2 separate regions of the Mus musculus genome follow, and region 2 is linked to region 1. Evidence: chromatin contacts called from ENCODE Hi-C or POLR2A ChIA-PET data. All regions are on one chromosome and are shown on one strand. The core of a region is the stretch at or near the end of the contact, and the rest is flanking DNA. Distances in the headings are between cores, read along the strand shown.

Evidence for each region. Hi-C counts contacts between places; a loop is a spot of excess contacts on that map. ChIA-PET counts read pairs that join two places held with the same protein, here RNA polymerase II (POLR2A).
Region 2: a map of heart shows a loop between it and region 1 (6-fold over the local background). The contact joins the promoter of A330032B11Rik here to the promoter of Cpeb3 in region 1. A Hi-C loop is called at or near these places in 14 of 37 maps with a recorded cell type or tissue (adrenal gland, gastrocnemius, heart and 1 more). POLR2A ChIA-PET finds 5 or more read pairs at or near these places in 2 of 5 experiments (Patski and embryonic stem cell).

Annotation. Positions count from the first base shown.
Region 1 is chr19:37,202,878-37,209,140 of GRCm38, reverse strand. Cpeb3 (cytoplasmic polyadenylation element binding protein 3) reads left to right here and starts at 1,670. Exons shown (of 11, transcript NM_001290827.1): 1 at 1,670-1,846. It overlaps Marchf5 (membrane associated ring-CH-type finger 5), which reads right to left and starts at 1,596. Exons shown (of 6, transcript NM_027314.3): 1 at 1,237-1,596. The coding sequence starts at 1,271.
Region 2 is chr19:37,168,995-37,175,721 of GRCm38, reverse strand. It overlaps A330032B11Rik (RIKEN cDNA A330032B11 gene), which reads right to left and starts at 1,879. Exons shown (of 3, transcript NR_045329.1): 1 at 1,689-1,879. Cpeb3 (cytoplasmic polyadenylation element binding protein 3) reads left to right here. Exons shown (of 11, transcript NM_001290827.1): 2 at 737-1,755. The coding sequence starts at 748.

The sequences.
Region 1 (6,263 bases), core at 421-2,920:
AACTGGAATCGATGTGGCAGGCAGTAATCTCTCTGGGCATACTTAGTATGACACATCTAGTCAAGTATGATAAATTATAATGAAAGGAAAACTTGAGAAGTGACCAGACTTCTAGACAACTGGAGAAACGGACAAGTTCATTAGTTGTAGCAGAATAGCTGCTAAGTACCAGAGATTTAGGCTAAATCCTGTCATAAAATATGAGGGTGTAACTTCTTGCCTTCCCTGATGGATCTTTGATGCCCACCTCCCAGCCCCAGTAGTTAATGGCTATAACCTCAATCAAGAGAGGGCCTTCATTTAATAAGTTTCAAAGCTGAATCTTAAGTGCATTGAGAGCATCACCTGCTGAAGTGGGTGGCCAGTTAGTCTATTTAGAGTTGCAAGCAACCTCAAACATTATGAATTAGATCGACCAATTGGTCAGAACAGCAAGCAGCTGCCTTGGTGAAAAGGTGGATTTAATTTAGTTTCCAAAAACTCACTGGCTGGAATTTAAACGGCAGAGGGCAGTGCTGTAGACTTTCTCAAAGAGTTTTAGTGGCTGGAGACCCCAGGAATGGGCAACTGGTCCCAGTACAAGCCCAAACGTGTCTGGGAACTTAGCGATCGTCAAGTGTGCTACGTGTTCAATGTTGCATGCTTGTGGCTGTTTTCCATAACCTCTACTCTAGTGTGACCGACCGTTAAGGCTCCCTTGTGGATATTCTGACCTTACGGTTTGGGGGTAGGGATGGGATTGGGGGAGGGTGGTGGGGGAGTTGGAAAGAGAAACGAAACCCAGGCTTTAAAAGAAGGAATGCCTATCCTTGCATTGTGAAAGTGCAAGGGACCAGTCTCCAGAATGACAATCGGGTACTTCCCAGTGGCGTCGCTGTCAACCCCTTTACTACATTGTCCGGGGAGGAGGGGGAGAAATAGAAACTAATACTATGGGTTAACAATAGCGCCTCTTCACCTCAAAAAACAAAACAAAACAACAACCAAAAAAAAAAAACCCAAACAGGCTGGCGGCCAAAGTAGACCTCCCTCCTTTAACTAAGTTTCAAAGTCTACGACCCTGACCTCTCGCCCGCTCTTCTCCCCAGTGCCACCTCCAAACTCAGAGCCCTTTTCCCGGCCTCCGGGCCGTGGAACTCTCGGCGGACGCCAGGATCCCCGCTCTCGGGGCCTCGAGGCCAGCATGGGCAGGCCCAGGACGAAGGCCGGCAGTTCCCGGCCCCACGTTGCTCCTACCTGTCCAGCATCTGTTGAAGGGCTTGGTCCGGCATCTTCCGCGGAGCCGGCGAGCTCGGCCCTCGCCCGCAGCCCCGCTCAGGGCCAGGCCCCGGGACAATAGCACTGAGAGGCGGCGGAGTAGGCCTCAGTCCCGCGGCGGCCGCGGACCCGCCACACAGCCTCCCGGCGTGGCTCCCAGAGGCCCGCGGTGGCGCTGCGCGGCCGGCGGGCGACCGCAGAGGGCGGCGGGGAGTGAGGAGGAGGAGCCTGGGGCCGGGAGGCGGCGGTCGCGGCCCGGGTTCCTGCCGGTCCGCCCAGGGTTCCGGTCCATGGACCGCCGGGGCGCCGAGCTGCTGCCGGCGGAGGAGCTACCTCTGTGAGGTAAGAGTCGCCGCCTCCGTGCGCGCCGGGGTCACGACGCAGGGGCGGCTCGGAGCAGCCTGGGAGATGTAGTCCTCGGACCGTCCCCGCTAGAGGCTGCACAGCCCGCCGGGACCCCCGCCGCCGTGCCCGCCGCCGCCGGGCCGGCGCCCTCCCGTTTCCTTCCTCCAGGGGGAAAAAAAAATGTCCTTCGGGCCGCTGTCCGGGAAGCGGCAGCATGTGGCGCTCCGCTGTCAGTAGCAACAAGGTCAGCGCCCCTTCTCCGCGTCTTGTCCCCTCAGCTCTCGCGCTCAGGTGGGACAGAGCCAGGTGAGGGGTGGCGGCGTGGAGGGCCAGTTTCTGGGCCGGGTCAAGTACGCCGGGCCGCGGCGGCGCGAGGCCGGGCGCTCGGGTCAGCCTCGGCCGCGTCAGAGCCCATCTTCGGGGAGGGACAAGTGGCTTAGTGCGGGGCTGCTCTGGAGGGGCGTGTGGGTAACCCGACTGTTCGCACCGGCGCCTCTGTGTGTGTGTTGGGGACATAGGAGAGCATGGGGGGTGGGACGCGAGCAACCACTTTGCCTGTCCAGGAACCTTCTCGGTTCTGGTGCTGTCGCCCAGCCTTCGAGGGCTTGCGGGCAGCCTCCAAAGGGGACACGCTGCTGAATAAACAGCCCTTGCTTGCTCAGCTGTGGGTTGTCAGGAGTGTTTGTTTCTTTCCGCAGCTGGTCACCGTTAACCATTCCTAAGGCTCCTTGACACTTCTAAGCAGGTGGATCCCGGCCGAGGGATCAAAAAGGGAAGAAGTGACAAATCACGCCTCTGTCTTCTCTGACGCCGGAAGGGATAGCTTTGGAGGGGGGAAACGAGCTGTTGTTGACTTAAACCGATGCGTAATTTGGACGACCTGTGGCATTGTTTAGCGCTGTGATTGGTGGGATGTTTTGCTAGTTTTCCGTTGGTTGTGCCTACGGTTTTTTGGTTTTTTGTTTTTTTTTTTTAAACTTCTACAAAACGTTTGCTATTTCTTTAAATGAAAATGTTTCTTTAAATTTGAGCCTGGAGTGGTTTCTCAGGCCTATAATTCCAGACTTGGAAGACTGAGACAGAAGGATTACCTGGTCTGTATAATGAATTCCAGAGTAGCCTAGGCTAAATAAATAAATAAATAAATAATCAATCAATCAATTAATCAAGGATATGGTAGGCGTCCAATCCCGTAACCCCAGCACAGGAGAGGAGGAGGCAGAAGGATTAGGAGTTCAAGGTCAACCTCTAACTCTAATTAGTTTGACTCTGTCTCAAAAGGACAAACAAAAAGCTGCATAGGCATGGCCAGCAGATCTGGGAGGGTCTTCACAAATTCAAAATCAGTTCGGGTTACAGAGAGAGACCCTATCCCACAACAGTAACCATCAAAGCTACTTTTGTTTGTTTGAGTTTTTCCTTGGCAAGGACTATGTATCTGCAACACAGGGATGACTGGACTTGGAGATCCTCCTATCTAGAGCTCCCCATATCTGGAATTATATAGGCATGGCCCACCACACCCAGAACCGAAAGGCTTTCAAAATTATTGCTTAAGGTAGTTTGTTTTTTTTTTTTTTTTTTTTTTTTTTTTTACAATCAGCTCTTACCTGTGTAAATCTATTTTTGTACTAGTGCGTCCATGGTCAGGATATATAAATAAAATACATAAATTTATTCGACCTCCAATTTCTGAAATATGCATTTTTATGTTTGTTTATTTATTTTGAGACACGTTCTCACCGTGCAGCCCTGGAATTCACTAGGTACACTAGGCTGAGCTTGAACTCAGAACTTTGCCTCCCTCTGTCTCCTGTGCTTAAAGGCTTGTACCAACAAACAAGGCTACTTTTATTATTTTTTGTGGGGGTACACGTATGTGGGCAGAAGTCTAAGGTCAGCTTTGGGTAGATTCATTTATTGTTCTCCAGACTGGGTTTCTCAAAGAACCCAGAGCTTGTTGGTTACCTAAACCAGCTGGCCAGAGATCTGCCTACCCTTGTCCTCCCTGGGGCTAGGATTGTAGATGCCACAGGTACACCTGGCCTTTGTGTGAGTACTAGGGGCTGGAATTTGGGTCTTTATGCTTAGGTTACAAGTACTTTGTATCTAGAGCCTTGTACTGGCTAGTTTTGTGTCAATTTGACACAGCTGGAGTTATCACAGACAAAGGAGCTTCAGTTGAGGAAATGCCTCCATGAGATATAACTGTCAGGCATTTTCTCAATTAGTGATTAAAGGGGAAAGGCCCCTTGTGGGTAGGACCATCTCTGTGCTGGTAGTCTTGGTTCTATAAGAGAGCAGGCTGAGCAAGCCAGTAAAAAATATCCCTCCATGGCCTCTGCATCAGCTCTTTCTTTCTAACCTGCTTGAGTTCCAGTCCTGACTTCCTTTGGTGATGAACAGCAGTATGGAAGTGTAAGCCAAATAAACCCTTTCCTCCCCAACTTGCTTCTTGGTCATGATGTTTGTGCAGGAATAGAAACCCTGACTAAGACAAGCCTCTAGAAGCATGGTTTCATGAAATATTTTAGGATACTATAATTAATATTCCTTCTCATGAAAAGAGAAATAGGCTGCCAACCTTTGGAAGGAAAATGAGTAGATTAAGCAGAGTGTGTAATATTTAACTTTTTTTTTTTTTGCTTCGTGTGCTATGTAAGCCTGCTTCTAGTGTGCGTATCTCTTTTAAGCAGTTAACCATGTGGGATATATGCTGACACAATGTCCATTTAGCTTTGGAGTTTATATTAAGGGGAATTCCCATTTCTTCTTAGATTTAAAAAAAAAATGATGTTGTTGTTGTTTTGTATGTTTGCCTGAGGATCTTACATAGCACAGTCGGCCTGGAACGTAAGTAAAGTGTGATCTAGATCATGATTTTCCTGCATCTGCCAAGTGATAGGATTACAGGTCACCAGCTACTATGACCAGCTCTTCTCTTGTTGGTTTTCTTCTTCTTTTTTTTTTTTTTTAATTAAGAAAATAGATTTATTCTTATGTGTATGAATGTTTTGCTTGCATGTATGTTTTTGTATTACAAGCATGCAGTGTCTACAGAGTCCAGAAAGGGGCATTAAATCTCTTGAGACTGTGGTCACAGATAGTTGCAAGTCATCACATGGGTAATGGGAATTGAGCCTGGGTCATCAAGATAATAGTTAGCTCTCTTAACAGCTGAGCCATCTCTCTAGCTTCTGTTGGTTTGTCATCACCCCCCCCCCCGCCGTCCCCCCCCCCCACACTAGTACTTCTTTTCAGGTAGGATCTTGCTCTGTAGTCCTGGCTGGCATGTAACTCACTAGATGGCTAGGTTGTACTCCATTTTGCTGGAACCCTCTGCCCTCGCTTCCTGAATAGTGGGATTATAGGTGTGGTCCACCATGCCTGCCCCCTCCTCCTTTTTAAAGATTGGGTTTCACCCTGGAGTCTAGGCTGGTCTATGTAACCTACCATGTCCTTTAACTGGAGGTAATCCTTTTGCCAGAGATGTCCAAGTTCAGAGATCTGCAGGGATGACCCATCACACCCTACTCTGTATTCTGACCACCACAACAAGCGCTGTCAAATGTATGCTGGCCCACCATCAAAAACAATATAAATGTATTTCGTACATAGATAATTTGTGGCGAATGGTAGTCAGCCATGGGAGTAACCAGCATGACTATAGACATTGTTTTTTGCCCATTGCTATAGTTTTAGCAGAAATTAATTTACTGAAAATATAAAAAGATTTTCCATGCCATAGATGGGAAGAATAAGAATTGACAATGTTGATTAATCTTAAGAGTTATAGAATATGTTAATATTCTATATTTTAAAATACTTGGTTATGAACTATTCTAAAGATATCCAGAAATGTAGAATAATGAATGATTTAATGTTCTTCTATCACACTTGTTTTGAACTGTCTGCCAAAAAGTGTAATGAAGGTTTTTCAGAGAAATAATCTAACATCTTCAGGCATCCTCCAAAGAACTGTCAATTGCCAAGGTTAGCGATAAGCTGTGGGTAGAGCCCTCATTTCAGGCTATGGGAAGTTCTTTGTTAATTCCTTCAGCAGATGTGCCCAGAGAATTCATAATGTAAATGGGCACTAGAATAGCAAATTAAACTGTAATTACCCTCTAGGAGCCCAAAAAATGTTTGTGCTTACTAAATGAAAAGGTACACAGACATAAAACATTATGCAATGATAATGTGGCAGTGTGTGCAAAGTCACCAGCTTAGCCTAGAAATACAAAGGAACTCACAAGTTTGTAGAAGACCCATGTGGGCTGCCATGTTAAAAAGAATGTCTTGACATGGGATATGCCACTAAAGAGACAGAGAAGAGTTTGGGTCTGGATTTAAATGAAAAGATTTAAAGACAGGAATTAACCTCTCTGATTCAAGTGGTAGGCTTCTGCTGTCTAAGTGGGAAAATATGTTTGTCTGAGGATGTATGAAATAATGAACAGGCCTTGAAGTCACGCAGCAGTGGGAATACAGTGAGAAGTAAAACCAAGTCCACTCTGCCTTTGTGAGGTCTACTGATTGGTGGGAGAACCATCCTAAATGGTAACTTGGAATTGAGCACTTACAAGGAATTATAATTAGGGGGTTGACAGGGAGGCCAGGGCAAGCTTTTCTGAGGAATTGTCTAGAATACTAAGGACAGA
Region 2 (6,727 bases), core at 630-3,129, 34 kb after region 1:
CACGCCCGGCGATTTTCATTTTTCTAAAAACTGAGGTTTCTTTTATATTAAAACGTCTCCTAACAAAATGGAGTAGCTGCCGCTACGGAGAGGCCAGAGAATGATTGTGCAGCTGAGTTCTTCCAACAAATGCCAAAGATTTTGTCTCTCGAGGTTCGCTGCAGCCAAATGAAACAATCATCCGAGGCAAGAAGGCAGTTTGCTAATCAAGAGGGCTAAGTCGGCTTAAAAAATGGTTTCTAAGTGCTCCAGCTGGGGAAGGGGGAAAGAGGGTCGTGTACCAAGTCTTTTTAACCTTGCTGAAGGACGCAGCACTATTTATTGACGTATGCAAATAACTGGGGGAGGGTGGTGCTTGGGAAAAAACAGGAACCAGAATCAGTTTCTCATTGCAGGGTGAACGCTCTGAGTTCCGGTGAAGGGAAAAGAGACGTGGCGAAATTGCTGTCTTTCTGTCTTATAAGCACATCTCTCACTAACACAGAAAAGGGGCCGAGACGTCAGAAAGGGTGAAGACGCTCTCACAGTATTTTTAGAGACCTTGCTCGATCCCTCCAGCTCCCCCCACCCCCCTCCCAGCCCGACTTGTTCTTCTAAATGCGAGATTATGGATTTGCATTGCAATTGGCTAGTGGCGGTGGCACTGGATTTTCGCAAGTAAAACACCCGCCCGCTTCAGTGAGGGGCATTCATGATCACACTGACAATAACGCATCTCTCTTTCTTCCCGTTTCAGCTGCGCAAACCATGCAGGATGATTTACTGATGGACAAAAGCAAAACCCAGCCCCAGTCTCAGCAGCAGCAGCGGCAGCAGCAGCAGCAGCAGCAACAGCTCCAGCCCGAGCCCGGCGCAGCTGAAGCCCCGTCCACGCCCCTCTCCTCAGAGATCCCCAAGCCCGAAGACAGTAGCGCAGTGCCGGCCCTCAGCCCCGCCTCGGCTCCGCCAGCCCCCAACGGCCCCGACAAGATGCAGATGGAGTCGCCGCTCCTGCCGGGCTTGAGTTTCCATCAGCCCCCTCAGCAGCCGCCGCCGCCGCAGGAGCCCACGGCGCCCGGAGCGTCGCTGTCGCCGTCCTTCGGCAGCACCTGGTCCACAGGCACTACAAACGCGGTGGAGGACAGCTTCTTCCAGGGGATCACCCCAGTCAACGGGACCATGCTCTTCCAAAACTTCCCGCACCACGTCAACCCGGTCTTCGGAGGCACCTTCTCGCCGCAGATCGGCCTGGCGCAGACCCAGCACCATCAGCAGCCTCCACCGCCCGCGCCGCAGCCGCCGCAGCCCGCGCAGCCCCCGCAGGCGCAGCCCTCGCAGCAACGCCGCTCGCCCGCCAGCCCCAGCCAGGCGCCCTATGCGCAGAGGAGCGCCGCTGCCTACGGCCACCAGCCCATCATGACCAGCAAGCCGTCCTCATCCTCGGCGGTCGCGGCTGCTGCGGCCGCGGCCGCTGCCTCTTCGGCCTCGTCCAGCTGGAACACGCACCAGAGCGTGAACGCCGCCTGGAGTGCTCCGTCCAACCCGTGGGGTGGCCTGCAGGCGGGCCGAGACCCTCGCCGCGCGGTCGGCGTGGGCGTGGGTGTAGGTGTGGGGGTACCCTCCCCGCTTAACCCCATCTCGCCGCTCAAAAAGCCCTTCTCCAGCAATGTGATCGCTCCACCCAAGTTCCCTCGTGCAGCCCCGCTCACCTCCAAGTCCTGGATGGAGGATAACGCTTTCCGGACCGATAATGGTAACAATCTGTTGCCTTTTCAGGTAAAGTCCCTGTGCTCTTGCACACTCCTTCTTCTCGCATGTTTCTCCCCTCTTCCTAGTTATTTTAATTGGTCCACTCGCTGTTATTTAGAAGGCACAGCAAATTCCAGCACCCTCCAAATCCTCTGGTTCACCGGGTCCATTCCATCCAATCTGGGTGGGGGTGGGGGCGAAGTTGAGTGGACATTGTGACTGCTTGAGGGTAGGAAAGGGCTTTTTTCCCCCAGTTCATTTCCTCCTTCACTGTGCTTGTGCTTTTTATTTTGGCCTTCTTTGACAAATTAAGCCGCAAGTGTATAGTCAGGTGCGGGAGTAGTCCCAGGAGGAGTAGGCTGAGATTCCTATCATTTTAAGTAGCTACACATTTTCAGGTTACGCAATACTAGGCTCAAGGTGCGGACCAAAAGCCATTCACGCCCAAATCACCCTGGTTTGTTAACAGCCTTTGAGTGGTGCTATTTCAAATAGTTGCCTATGCCCAACTAAACTAATGTGAACCCATGTGTTTATGTCTAAGGTGCTGGAATCATTAATAATCAGCATATTGCCCTGGCAGGAAAATTACGAGTGTGAGAATCCAATGAATACCCGGAACTATAAGGGATCGAAGTGGAAAGAGTGGAAATTTTAGGGAGAACTAGTCCCATGTTACTTAAAAGAAGGTTTAAAAAAAATTTTTCCCCCAGAGGAGAGAGACAATAGGACACGACCTTCAGAGCCATATTGCAATGGAGTCTATTTGCTAACTAGCACTGAAATATTTAAAGCTGCAGTGTCCTTCACCAGTTGGGTTATTTAAGACAATGCAGATCAATTACACCATTTGAAACTGGGCAAAGTGAAAGTCTTGCAACTTTAATGAAAAATGAGTCTTGTCCCTCGGTATTAAATGCCAATGAAAAATCCAGGAAGTGCCCCGGACGAAAAGATTGAATGGACAAAGTGTCCTTGTTTCTGTTGCTTTTTCATGTGGTCTGTAGCCACAGCAGTAGACAGGATCCTGGGCCTTTGGATCAGAAAGGGGAACTGAGTGTGTGTGTTCATTGGGAACCTTTGCTGTCTAATAGGCACTTACCCTGGGCCTGTGAAGTGATTTGGCCATAAGCTTCCCTACAAGAGAAAGGCTGGGTGTGGTGGTTACAGCTTGTAGTTCACCACCAAGGCTGGACGATGAGATTGGGACTTCCAGCTCGGTCTGTGTTTCTTACAAGATCTTGTCTCAAAAAGGAAAGAAAAGGAATCCTTCGGCCCCCGCTGACAGACGCTAGCCTGGCAGTTTGACAGAGGTTGAAGGCTCTCAACCTGGCACAGATGGAGCCGTCAGTTTGCTGGTTTTTACCTTTCCGATGTTTGGGGGGTGGGTTGTATCATTTCGAAGGAAATGGGATTATTGAAAGGATGTCTCTGGGCTAGAGCCAGAATTTTTGTTTTGAACAGTTGAAGGAGACCCATGAAAGCTCTAAATTGTGTTTAGGAGAGTTTTGTTGTTTGGGTTTGGGTTTTTCTGGGTGGTGCTCAGGCTGGTACCTAGTTCCTGCTCATGTTGAACACACTCTTAGTCCTAAGTAGAGGCTGCAGTGAGCAAGGCTCTCACATGCTTTCAGAAGGGTCCTCCAGGAACAGGGCATTTGAATAGTAAGGCACAGTTTTAGATGAGCTCCTGCTGATTGCTGAGGATGACCTTCAACTCCCGAGCCTCCTGCCTCCACCTCCTGGGCTGCAGACTCCTGCTACCACTTTCATATCTTGCTTCTTTCCATTCTAAAGTTGATTTTCATGACTGGGATTAGTTCTGTAGGCAGAGGGAGGTGAGCAGGACAGGTTCTGCTGTAGTTGGTACTTGGAAGGAGGGGCTGCTGCCTTGACAGTTTCTCTTTTTATTCTGAGGCTTTCTATCCAAACCCATTCAGAAAAGATAATCCAAATTCCTTTTTAATGTTTAAAGGATTTGTGAATGTGTGTGTCTGTGTCTGTCTGTGTGTGTGTGTGTGTGTGTGTGTGTGTGTGAGAGAGAGAGAGAGAGAGAGAGAGATGGATGCCTGGTGCATGTTTGGTGATCAGAGGAAAACCTTATGGAATCCATTCTCTCCTTCACCTTTATGTGGGCTCTGGCATCAAACTCTGACTTTTTTAAGGCAAGGCTAGTATCATCTACATAGTGAAATCCAGGACAGCTAGGGCTGCACAGAGAAACCCTGTCTGAGAAAGCAAAACAAAACAAAACAAAACAGGAAAGAAAAAGAAAGTCCAGGGGGAGAGGAGGAAGAGAAGGAAGAAGTTGGAAAGAATATAATCCAAAATTTTGGAGAGGGGTCTGAGATATAGCTTTGTTGCTAAAGTGTTTGCCATAAAAACATATGTGGACTTGAATTTTGGTCTGAAGCATCCACATTAAAAAACCCTGAGTTTTCATAGAGGAAGACGATGCCACTGACCTCTGGCCTCTACATATGTTTGAAAATACACCCTCTCCCCTTCCCTCCCTCCCTCCCTCCCTCCCTCCCTCCCTCTTCACCAATCCCTTGTATGGAGCACCAGTAGCATGAGGATTGCTAGTGTTTCTCAACAAATCCTTTGCCAAATCCTTTGCCAATGATGCTTCTAAGGCAAAACATAATTGTACTTTGCACTTTTTTGTTGTTGTGATAGATGGAAATATTATTGAGTGGGCAAAATGATTGAATCATTTGATTAAAAGTAAACATTTTTTGTTTGGCTTCAAGAAAAATTATATGTACTCTGTGTCTCATTTCTATTTCTTATTTAAAACAGTTCTTTAGGGTCTTTTTTTTTTTAGATTTTTAAATTATTATTTATTTGTATTTGTCTGTGAGAGTATGTGCTGTGTATGTGCAGGTACCTGCCTAGGCCAGATGAGGGCATCTGATTCCCTAAAGCTGGAATTATGTTCAGTAACCTTCAGATGTGGGTGTTGGGAATTGAACCTGGATTCTGGAAGAATAGTAAGTGCTCTCACCCACTGCATCTCTCCAGTTAGACCTTTATGGCTTTTAAGTAGCATTGTACTGAGTGGTGCATACCTGTATTCAGTCAAAAGAGGTTGAGGCAGGAGGATACTTTGGCCAACATTGTGAAAAGTCTGGGTTATGTTATTGTTGTTGTGTTGTGTTTTGTTTTGTTTTTGAAACAGGGTCTCTCTGCATAGATATTCCTGGCTGTCCTTGAACTCAGTACATAAAGTAGGCTGCCGTGAAACTCAGAGATCTGCTTGACTCTGCCTCCTGCATCCCAAGTGCTGGGATTAAAGGCATGTGCCATTATATCTGGCAAAAATTTGTTTGTTTGTTTGTTTGTTTGTTTGCTTTTCAAGACAGGTTTTCTCTGTGTAGCCCTGGCTTTCCTAGAAATGTTTTATAGACCAGGCTGTCTTCTAACTGAGAGACCTACCTCCCTCTGCCTCCCAAGTATTGAGATTAAAGGTGTTCCCCCACCTTAGCCTGGCAAAATCCTGTTTCTAAAAACAGTTTTAGATTCAAGGGTAGTAGCTCATCCCTGTAATTTTAGGACCCAGAGGGCTGATACAGGAGGATTACAATGAGTTTGAGGTCATCCTGAGCTATAGAGTAAGATAATGTCTCAATGCAACAAAACAGAAAATATAAGTAGAACCAGAAAAATAAATTGGTTGTGTTTTGGCTTATAAGTTTGCCAACATGGTTTATGTTGATAACTATGCTGACTATGTGTATAGCCTGTATGTCTGTCTGTATACTACCTCCATGCCCTTGGAAGCTAGAAGAGAGCATTGGATCCCCTAGGCCTGGAGTAACAGATGGTTGTGAATGACTGTGCCACTTCTGGGAATTGAACCCAAGTTCTGTGGAAGAGCAGCCAGTGCTCTTAACCACTGAGCCATTTCTCTAGCCCCTAATCAAATATGTTTAAAAAGCAAAGTATCTCAATTCTTAATGGGCAGAATTTCATGTTTGTGCATTTATTTAGATACTTTTTCTAGGGCTGTATGTATTTTGTTTCTTTAGATCGAAAAGGTTTTCTTTGTGTTTTGTTTTATGAAACAGTTTCACTATATAGCCCTGACTGTCCTAGATCCCACCAAAGTTCTCCTGTCTTTCTGCCTTTCAAAACCTGGGGTTAAAGGTATGTCCGACCATGTCTGTCTGGTTTTTGTTTTGCTGTTGTTTGGAGACAGTCTCACCATCAGCCAAGGTGGACCTGGAGCCCTCCCCCTTTCTGCTTCTTCCTTCTGAAGGCTGAGATTACAGGAATGCATCTCCGTACCTGGCCTAAATTGAAAGATTTAATTTATTGAATGCCAATTTCTAAAAGATTTTACCTTACTATGTGTACTGGCTAGTTTTGTGTCAACTTGACACAGCTGGAGTTATCACAGAGAAAGGAGCTTCAGTTGAGGAAATGCCTCCATGAGATACAACTGTAAGGCATTTTCTCAGTTAGTGATCAAGGGGGAAAGGCCCCTTGTGGGTGGGACCATCTCTGGGTCAGTAATCTTGGGTTCTATAAGAGAGCAGGCTGAGCAAGCCAGGGGAAGCAAGCCAGTAAAGAACACCCCTCCATGGCCTCTGCATCAGCTCCTGCTTGAGTTCCAGTCCTGACTTCCTTGGTGATGAACAGCAGTGTGGAAGTGTAAGCTGAATAAACCCTTTTCTCCCAACTTGCTTCTTGGTCATGATGTTTGTGCAGGAATAGAAACCCTGACTAAGACACTATGTATGTATGATGTATGTATGTATGTATGTATGTATGTAGGTAGGTAGGTAGGTAGGTTATTTTGATGTTTTCCAGGCAGAGTGTCTCTGTATAGCCCTGACTGTCCTGGAAGCCCCTCTGTAGACCAGGCTGGCTTCAAACTCACTGATCCACCTGCCTGTTCCTGGAATGAAAGTTGGATCCGCTGGAGCTATAGTTGAAGGTAGTTGTGAGCCACCTAACTCTTAGGTGCTGGGAATCAAACTTGGGTTCTTTGCAAGAG